Linked DNA regions of Homo sapiens: region 2 is linked to region 1. Evidence: chromatin contacts called from ENCODE Hi-C data. All regions are on one chromosome and are shown on one strand. The core of a region is the stretch at or near the end of the contact, and the rest is flanking DNA. Distances in the headings are between cores, read along the strand shown. Region 1 holds the start of LPIN2-AS2 (LPIN2 antisense RNA 2). Region 2 overlaps DLGAP1 (DLG associated protein 1).

Region 1 (5,054 bases), core at 862-3,361:
CTAAGCATTCTTGTTCCTTAAAATATGTGAACTGATTGGGTCTACTCTGACTCTTATGACAATTATTTATGTCCATCTTTAAAAACGATATTTAAAGACAGCTAGACACAATGGCTCAGATGTGGCCTGACTGCTACACAGTGTATGTAATATACAGTGTGCTGTTTAGGCCTAGGTACCTTCCCATGGGCTAGATTAAGTATTGGGAGCTCCGAAGGAAAAGAAGTACTTATTGATTACTCAAATAAAAAAGTGAAGAAAAAAAAAAGCAGTAGAAAATAAGCAACTACAATACTTATTAGAGACCAAATGGCCCTTCGCATATAAAATTCAATACGCCAAATTAGTCCTTCATGCATAAAATTTGACAGTGCCCACTATCATATTTTTCTTATCAAATATTTTAAGGTATAAAAGGACACACACTGGAATGAATGGTAGCTTTCAAGATTTCGTTATTCACCAAAAGTTTGAAGATCAGCTTAGCATCTTTTGCTGAGCATCAAAGAAACTAAAATGAATAATCACTATATGGAGTATGGATTTATAAATAAAATGGGCCAGGCGCGGTGGCTCACGCCTGTAATCCCAGCACTTTGGGAGGCCGAGGCAGGTAGATCACTTGAGGTCAGGAGTTCAAGACCAGCCTGGCCAATATGGTGAAACCCCATCTCTACTAAAAATACAAAAAAATTGGCCTGTATCGTGACACATGCCTGTAGCCCCAGCTACTCGGGAGGCTGAGGCAGGAGAATCGCTTGAACCCGGGAGGCAGAGGTTGCAGTGAGCTGAGATCGTGCCACTGCACTCCAGCCTGGGTGACAGAGTGAGACTCCCAATCTCAAAAAAAAAAAAAAAAAAGCATCAGTAAATAGGTTCAAATACCAATCCCCCTCCTACAAAAACTGCTTAAAATTATTTCAATTATTTGATGTGTTCAATCAAAAATAACTTTTGTTAAGGAAAAGAGTAATCAGAGATAAAAGGTAGTTTAAAAACAATAAAAAAAATTCATAAATTATCAGCACAAAATGGACACATTCTATTTACTTTTATTTTCATTTTGAGACAGGGTTTCACTGTGTTGCCCAGGCTGGACTGCAATGGTGCGATCTCTGCTCACTGTAACCTCAGCCTCCTGGGCTCAAGCGATGCTCCCACCTTGGCCTCCGGAGAAGCTGGGACTACAGGAATGTGCTACCATGCCCAGCTAATTCTTGTATTTTTTTGTAGAGACGGGGTTTTGCCATGTTGCCCAGGTTGGTCTTGAACTCCTGGGCTCAAGCAATCCACCTGCCTTGGCTTCCCGAAATGTTGAGATTACAAGTGTGAGCCACCACGACTGGCCTCAAAATGGATACATTCTAAACCACTATTTTAAGTGTTTCAAAATCTGTTTCTTAAGTTTATCTCCAAATATCTAATCGGTACTAGTATTGTTAGTACTACTACCAACGAACACACAACTAAACTTGTTACACGTCTCTCATGTGTCAAGTGCTATGTTAACCTGTATGTTATCTCATGTAGTCTTCACAGATACCCATGGATTTGGTATTCCCATTTATATGTGGAAACTCGGGTTCAGAAATATCCAAGGTCAGCACACTATTAAGTGGCAGAGTTAATATTCAAACTCAAGTATGAGCCTAGAACCTAAGCCCTTAATTGCATCTCTAAGTAACAGAAATGCTCTAAGTAAACATGATAAAAGCCTTCATGAAGCCTCCAGATTTCTTACTGCAAGTGGGCTGCTTTCAGCAATCTGAGTATCATTTTTACTTAATGCGACTTGACTACTTAAAGATGAAATGATTACAGGGAATCCAAAGAAGCCATACTTACCCTCCAAGTCTCCTCACACCACTACTATTAACCCTCCCGCTGGACCATGGTCCAGTGTTACAAAGCAGACTCCTGGGAGCGCCACATGTCATGAGGCTTACGGACAGAGGTTAAAACAGCTTTTACCAAAGAACATGCCATTGCAGCTAACTTTCTGCTCATGGACATGAGGAGTATGCTAGGAGGGAAGAGAGACACCAGATGCTTCAGGAAATAGACAACAGGACACTGTTACCTAGGATGTAGGTAAACATTCCAGCTTGCCCCTGTGCTCCTGGACCAAACTCCTTCAGGACACCCATGATTACGGTTTGCATTTGATTAGCATGTAATATTTTTCAAGAACTTCCTCAAACATACCTCATTTGATTTTCAAAAAGAGAATGTGGGTTATGCTAGCAGGCATTATTAATTTCATTTTAAATTTGAGATTGAGATAAGAGGTGTCTACTATTCACTAGAACCCAGTTCTACCTATACTCAGGGTCCCAACTTTCTCCACTACCTCTGACCCATGGCTTAAATCATTGGGTCTCAAGGTCATGTGGTGTCCCTGAGGGCAAAAAAAATCTGAGGGCTGAACTCAGGTTATACTAAATCCCTATGGTTTTCTCAAAGAATCCCAGAGTAACCTAGAGGTGGCCAATATGAATCTGGGGGGGATTCTGGATGGTAAAAACTTCCCCCCAAAAGTAAGTGATGAAACGCAAAGGTACCCACGCAGCAGCTGCCGCAAGCTTCTCCCCGGTCAGGGAGGGCAGGGGGTGACAGTCCCCCAGGGGCTTGCCCACATCGTGTAGGTGCTTAACTGAGTCAACATTTTACAAAACATTTACAGTGTGCCCACCAGATGCTAAGGGATTACAAAGAACGAAAGGAGGTTACAACTTAGCTAGACAGAAGAAAGGAAGAGTATACAACACAGCGCAGTCTAGGGTAAGTTGAAAGCAGGGCCACAGACTCCCGACGCCAAGCCCTGACGGGGAATCCAGCCTTTCCGAGGGAAGCTGTTCTCAGACATTTAAATTCAAGCAAATGCCTTACTTTGTACTTCCTGGTTATTTCTTTTCCCCGTCATAGTAGAATGCCAATTTGTTTCTTTAGTTTTGTATTATTTTATATTAGCTATCTTTAAATTCTCACTTTATAAAACAAGAAATAGAAAATAGCAGCCGCACAAGAACAACCTGGCCTACCCCCCAGGAGCACAAAACAGATGGTTCATTAAAGCCCATGCGGTCTTCCTGAAGCTAAGATGGCCCATGAGAAGTGCTGACAGCTGAGCCTCTAACACTCACCGCTCCTAGACCTTCAGTGGAGAAAGAGCCCCAAATGTCTCCTCAAGAACACAGCGGGTCTCCTGCTGCCCCAGCAGTGTAGGGCGACTGGTCAAAGTGTTCTCCTTCATTTCTAGGACGATTTAGTCCCTGTACAGACTCTGTAAACGAAAACCCAGTGCCTCCCAGCAAACTTCCTGAATACACCGAGTATCCAGACAGCTTTTTCATCACAATGAAAAAGGAAATCTGGAAGAAGCCTTACCCGGGAAAGGCCTCTCGATGTAATCCTCCTACAGGTTTAACTCAGAAACAATCACAAAAAAAGATGCCCATTATACTGGCCTGTTTCTGGTACAGTTCAGTTTTCACACAGTCAAAATTAAGCACCTATTTCATGCCAGTCACTACAGTAAGTCCTTATGAAGATAAACAAAATTCTGCCCTCATCCTCTCTCAGAGGACCTTGGTTCTTGAAAGAGATATAACAAATACTGTCTTATATAATCCCTTATGATAATGCTATTTGGGAGACTGTTAGGAAGACTAGAGAACAAAAAGAGAAAAAATCTACTTGGGAGAGTTAGGTAAGGCTTCAAGCAGCAGAAAATATTTGTTCTAGAAGTGCAAGTATGTGTAAAGGGCTGAACAGATTAAGGAAGGAAGGTTCCCAGTGGGCAGTCCCAGGCAGAGAGAACAGCTTATGGGAAAGTGTGCTAAGTTTGAGGGACAAGAGTGAGATGCCACAAGGCCTTTGACCCTGTGCAAGTTTATCATGTGGGCAATGGGTGCAATCAGTGCTTCTTCTGTTCAGGGAAGCGACAGGATTAGGTCACAGGGGGAGGATGAACTAGAGAAGAGGTAGCTAAAGGCAGAGAGACTACTCCAGAAGTCACCACAACAAATTCAGGCAAGAGACTGCACAGCTCTATGGTAGAAGAGACACACACAGGGAGCTGAGAATCAGTTAGTCTTGATGACTGTTGCATGAACCAACTTAGAGATATGGAAATAAAAAGAGTAGACCTGGTGGGGAACTTCCTATCAAGGTTGAACTTAAAGAACACTACTTACTACCACACTGCTTCAAAAGTTTGTGTACATGAAAATCATTCTGGGTGGTTTTAAAAAATGCAAATTTCTGACTGTTTTAAAGCTTAAGAACTAATTATGAAGATGAGCCAGGTTAGGGAAGCATAGTTCCATGTAAAAGTAAGAGCTCTTGCTACTTTGTGCTACTTCCAAAATCAGTTCAACAGAAAACTGACTACACAAAGGCTCTGAGCCTTGGGAATTGTCCTGTCCTTTGTCTTTTACAGAGAAAAAGTACAGGGGAGTTTTTGAATCGTTCTGAGCTGGTGTTGGGCCTCAGAGGACTCCCTCCTGAGAGAATGAGATTTAGCCAGGATGAGGTGTGCTTTGGAGGATCTGAGGTTCTAGTCAATTCCCCGTAGATCACAAACTCTGTCTTTCTAAATCAGAGCAACCCCATCACCTCCACTGTTTGAAGTCGCAGTCAGGGAGGTTTTTATATCTAACTTCTTTTTCCCCACTAAATGAGGAAAACTGGCAAGGAGCACACTCTAGGTCAGTATTTCTCAAAGAGTGGTCCTTGGACTGCCTGCAATAGAAGCAAGTTTTGGTGCTTAAGAATGTAGGTTCATTCATGAAAAATACGGGAAAGGGGGATAAAAACAAATACACGCTCATGAACCCCAACCCAGACCTACTACATAAAAAGCTGGAAATGAGGTCTTAAAAATCTGTTACCCACGATTCTGACAGACACCCAAGTTTGGGAACTAACTCTAGGCTCTGTTGCAAGAACTTTCTCCTCTTAAGCCTGATTAAGTTTGTTATGAAGACTAAGTTGTTATGGGCTCAAGTTCACATCCTGTCGTATAAAGATGTCAAGGTCTGATAAGTGTGGAT
Region 2 (5,054 bases), core at 1,064-3,563, 560 kb after region 1:
CTTTCACAAAAAAAGTAACTATGTGAGATGACAGATATGTTAATTTGCTTCATAATAGTCACCAACTTACTTTCTATCTGTATTCAATAGCATATAAACCTCAAATATACACAAAATTTATTTCAAAAATATCGAGTCAGGTAGGCACAGTGGCTCTTGCCTATAATCCCAGCACTTTGAGTGGCTGAGGCAGGCAGATCGCTTGAACCTAGGAGTTCAAGACCAGACTGGGTAACATTGTGAGACCCTGTCTCAATAAATAAATAAATGAAAGTCATGTGGATTTGTCATTCTGAGTCTGTGTGATTTCATGGCATTGGGATTATCCATGTGGAGACATTCTCATTTACGAGTGTGTCCTTGCGGCAAAAATTTCCCCAACCTACTGCCCAGCAGCTGCTTCTCAGACACACTTGTGATCCGGAGCTGCCATCAACAAAACGTCTCCATAGAAAACGTGGATCTGTTTCATTCCTGACTGGCAGTTGCTGATCTGCATTGCACAACAGTGCTTTTTTTGTTTTGTTTTGTTTTTAGCTGAAACTTGGTGGCTAATGAATAAAGAATGGATTCTCTAGTAGAAGTTTTCCCATAGACTAACACCAGAGTTTCCACAGTGTTCTGGGGGAAAAAAAAAAAAATCAACAACATTATTTTGTTTTTAAAGAGCAAGTTTTTCAAAAACTCAGCTAATTTTAATTTTTTTTTCCCAGTTCCAACCCCTCCAGGAGCCTTACTCGTAGAAGATGGTCATTCTTTGGATCAATATCTTGACTTATATCAGCCACGAAATGGTAGCATCATATACATCATATAGATAAAGACAGTTTTGAGCCTTTGAAAGTTGGATGAAATGAAATTAGTTTCTATTTCCCTAGGTAATCTAAATGAAAAAAACTGTATATTTTATTTGAAGTCCATTGCATTTATTGCATTTATTTTTTAATTTATTTTCGACATGGAGTTTTGCTCTGTCACCCAGGCTGGAGTGCAGTGGCGTGATCTCGGCTCACTGCAACCTCCACCTCCTGGGTTCAAGCAGTTCTCCTTCCTCAGCCTCCCGAGTAGCTGGGATTACATGCATGCACCACCAAGCCCAGCTAATTTTTGTATTTTTAGTAGAGACGGAGTTTCAACCATGTTGGCCAGGCTGGTCTCCAACTCCTGACCTCGTGATCTGCCTGCCTCGGCCTCCCAAAGTGCTGGGATTATAGGCATGAGCCACTGCGCCCCACCAGTCCATTGCATTTATATTTCACAGAAACAGTTATTGGAGAAAATGATAGGAGGTCTTGCTCCGTGAGCCAGTCCCTCTCTTTGCCATCTCTGGAATGACAGAAACACCACTGGCCTAGGAACAGATCTGTTTCCAGGCCCAGTTCTGCCCCCAATTAACCACATCACTTCACCTCTTCATGCTTTCGTGCCCTCCTGAGCTGGGAGACACCACCCTCAAGAAGCACATCCACAAAAGGATGGTGTCTAATGGCCTTCTGGCACCAGCGCTGTGCAAAGCGGCATGAATGGAGCATTCTCAAGGTTAAACATATGGCACATTACAGCCGATTTCCTTTTCATTACTGCCACTTCCTCTGCGGTCACTAATTTCAGGTTGTCTGGAGCTTACAAAAAGAGACATGCAAGTATGTGTGTCTGTGTGTGTGGTGGAGTGGGAGGGACCTTTTGAGGGTTCATTGCAAGAGTTAGATGAGAATAAAACAGAAAGGAGCTAGGCTAGAATGCAGCCATTGCTCCCCACTTAGAAACACACACGGGCTGGAGGCAGATGAATTGCAGAACTCACAGATACAGCTTTGTCTGCCACCCACTGTTTCACAGGCCGCAGAGACACAGCAGAGGCAATCCCAGGCGGATAAACCCTGGGTGATGGCACCGATAGACCATCACAATGACTGTGCACAGTTTCCGTAACCAAACCTGAAACCAGGCAAACCCCATTTCAGGTGTCATTACCAGCCCCGCATTCGCTGCCAAGGGTCCCAAGCCTTCTAGGGGACTGAAGGCCAAGTTTCACTAGCTTGGATGCTATTACCAGGCAAAATTAAAGTGGAAGAATTAATCTGCCTCCGGCACATGCTCTAGGTTTATCAGTTTGTTTCAGATAAAGCCTGAAAATTCCACGTATTTGTTGTCTACAATTCAGAAGGCAAAGACAGATTTAGAAGTACAATCACCGGTATTTCATCTTAGGGCCATTGAAACCTGAGCCTATGTTCTTTCCCCACAGTGGTAGACTGCATTCCTAGTTGGAGGCATTCAGCTCCATCTGGTCGTTTCATCCCCGGTTAGATAATACCAGACGTATCTATGTAACATACAAGCCACTGTCAAATAGCACTGAGCCATCTCCCTGAGACAGCTGTTTCACACAAGGGCTTCATTGTCTGAGAAGAGCTCGTATCATTTTACTTCAAGTGCTGCGGGAACAAGCATTCTGTCAGCTGTCTTGGCTTGGAGGAAACCTCACTCACTGCAGTTTCATTATTTTATTATCAAGCCAAAAAAAAAAAGGTACTGTCGACGGTTGGGGTTGAAGGTTTAAAACAAGAACTAAAGTCTTTGCTCTGCTTTGCATTTATCAGGGAAAACAGTAACTCCAGGCACCCAAAGAATGTATAGTTACACTGTTCAAAAGATAGCTTGAGGCTCCTGGCTACTCCAAATGCTTGTTTTCGGTCTGCCTTTTGTTACCCACATTTAGTCAGTTTCAGGTGAACTAGGAAGGTGTTTTCCAGCCCTGTGAGGCCAAAAGCAGCTGTCACAATTAGCATAATGACATCACAAAATAATTAATAACTAAATAACTATTTAAAATTAGATAGACTCTTTCTTCTTCAACTCTCTAATAGAGAAAGATGATTACAACTACCCCACATGCAATATCTGAACCTCAAATTTCCAGTGAGTAAACAGGTTATTTTCCAAACTTTTTTTTTTTTTTTTTTTTTTGCCATGGATGCACTGTATTTTGAATTCAGGGAGTCAATTAACAAAATACATTCTTACATGAATATGAACATGAACATGGTTGTTCTGCTTATCTTTAGCTGCTGCTGCCTATTTCTGAGTTTTTGTTTTTTTAGTTTTTTTTGTTTTGTTTTGTGTTTGTTGTTTTTTGTTTGTTTGAGACAGAGTCTCCCTCTGTCTCCCAGGCTGGAGTGCAGTGGCACGATCACGGCTCACTGTAGCCTCGACCTCCTGGGCTCAAGCAATGCTCTCACCTCAGCCTCATGAGTAGCTGGGACCACAGGTGCATGCCACCAAGCCTGCCTAATTAAAAAAATATATATTTTTGTAGAGATAGGGTCTCTGTTGCCCAGGCCAATCTTGGACTCCTGGGCTCAAGCGATCCTCATGGCATGGCCTCCCAAAGTTCTGGGATTACAGGCAGGAGCCACCACGCCCAGTGGGGGTATTTTAAAATTGTGATAAAATAGACATAAGATTTGCCATTTTAACCACAGTGAAGTGTACCATTCGGAGGCATTATGTACATTCACCAAACATTTTAAAATATTTAAAAATTGGGATAATTCTGGTACCCCACAAAATAAATTGCGTGATTAGAATCTTCCGTTTTTTCCCTCTATCCTATTTATCTTTTCATGATGACTTCAAGACCAGATCTCCTGGGGGGATTTTGTTATGGCACCACGTTTGTCAGGCACCCTGAAGAGAGGCCCTCCTTCTGCAGGTCTGAAACATCCCTTGGCTTGGCCAAGGGATAGAGGTATCTGTACTTGACCCATTTATCGAAGCTATTTTTCTGGTGTGCACAGAATTAAAACAAACAAAAGCTGGTTGCTTAGAATTTGGCTATGCCTGCCAAGTGGGATTGGCCTCTCTTCCTTACCGCCCCTCTTACAAAAAAAGAAAAGGTTAAGTCAGAGAATTGGTGAAACAAAGGCCCTCTGCAACTCTAGGCCCAGTTATCAGAACAGAGTGGTGCTTGCCAAGGAGTCAGGGACAGATCTGCATGGCGGGCTTTAAGGAGGACAGTGCCAGGCAACGCAAAGTATCATTATCTTGTCAAATGTTATTCATGTGTATCTGTTCTATCAGACACTTCTGTTTTCTGTGACCTTGGACAAGATACTGCCAGAGAACTGTTGTGAGGGCAAATAAAACAGCACCTGTCAAAGTCTCTAGGCCATCGTCAGGGGTATTGTGAGGGCAAGATGAATATTCTTTCATGCACTGATATTTTCCCTTCTTCCTGGAGAGGGTTGCTACTGCTTTATGGTCCAATTCTCCCTGATCTGGATTGGCCGCATTTGAAATTGGTGACTCTGTCCTGGGCGCAGGGTTTGCCACGGCACTGACTAGAATTTTGGAATCCCAGTAGTTTGAAGCTCCTATTTCGTGTCTCTCAAAGTATGAAAAAATAGAGAAAGCCTTCAAGTGTTTGTGGAATGGAACTGTGTCTTAAGAATGAGACAGGACACACAAGGTTCATCTGGACTAGCCACCTGTCCCACACGGAAGTGCTTTCCATCACTTCTGTGGCAGGTGCCCATCTCTCTCTTCCACATCCTTGTCCTGATCAGAAGAGCTCATCATCTGTCACGGGAACACCTTTCCAGCTTTTGGCAACAAGAACTGTTAGTTACTTGCTATGGTCTGAATGTCTGTGCTCCTCTAAAACTCATATGTTGAAACCTAATTACCAATGTATAAATAGTAAGACAGGGGGCCTATAGGAGGTGAGTTGGTCACAGGGGCAGAGTCCTCATGAATAGGGTTACTACGCTTATCAAGGAGGCCCAGGAAGCTTGTCTGCTGCCTCCATCGTGAGGCTGCAGCAAGAAGGCGCCATCTTTGAAACAGAGAGCAGCCCTTGCCAGACACCAAACCTGCCAGTATCTTAATCTTGAACTTCCCAGCCTCCAGAACTGTGAGCAATAAATTTCTATTGTTTATAAATTACCCAGTCTAGGGTATTTTGTTATAGCAGCCTGAAAGGACTGAGGTATTACTTATTGAAGTTTTTTTTTAGCTAATTAGGAAGAAAGGTTTTGCTAAGTAAAATACTT

The links. Hi-C counts contacts between places; a loop is a spot of excess contacts on that map. Pooled maps may share reads with other maps.
Region 2: a map with no recorded cell type shows a loop between it and region 1 (3-fold over the local background). The contact joins the enhancer-like site here to the promoter of LPIN2-AS2 in region 1. A Hi-C loop is called at or near these places in 3 of 37 single-sample maps with no recorded cell type and 2 of 50 pooled maps.

What each region holds. Positions count from the first base shown.
Region 1 is chr18:2,964,889-2,969,942 of GRCh38, forward strand. LPIN2-AS2 (LPIN2 antisense RNA 2) reads left to right here and starts at 2,112. Exons shown (of 3, transcript XR_001753322.2): 1 at 2,112-2,154; 2 at 2,684-2,781. The region is part of intron 1 of LPIN2 (lipin 2); the gene reads right to left.
Region 2 is chr18:3,524,463-3,529,516 of GRCh38, forward strand. All of the region lies in intron 10 of DLGAP1 (DLG associated protein 1), which reads right to left. Among named protein-coding and RNA genes, the nearest start is that of GAPLINC, 61 kb to the left of the region's middle. RefSeq lists an enhancer at 1,701-2,445 and a silencer at 2,209-2,503. Within about 2 kb of position 2,314, at least 5 of the 41 ENCODE cell types and tissues checked have a DNase peak (open chromatin) inside an H3K27ac peak, as active enhancers do.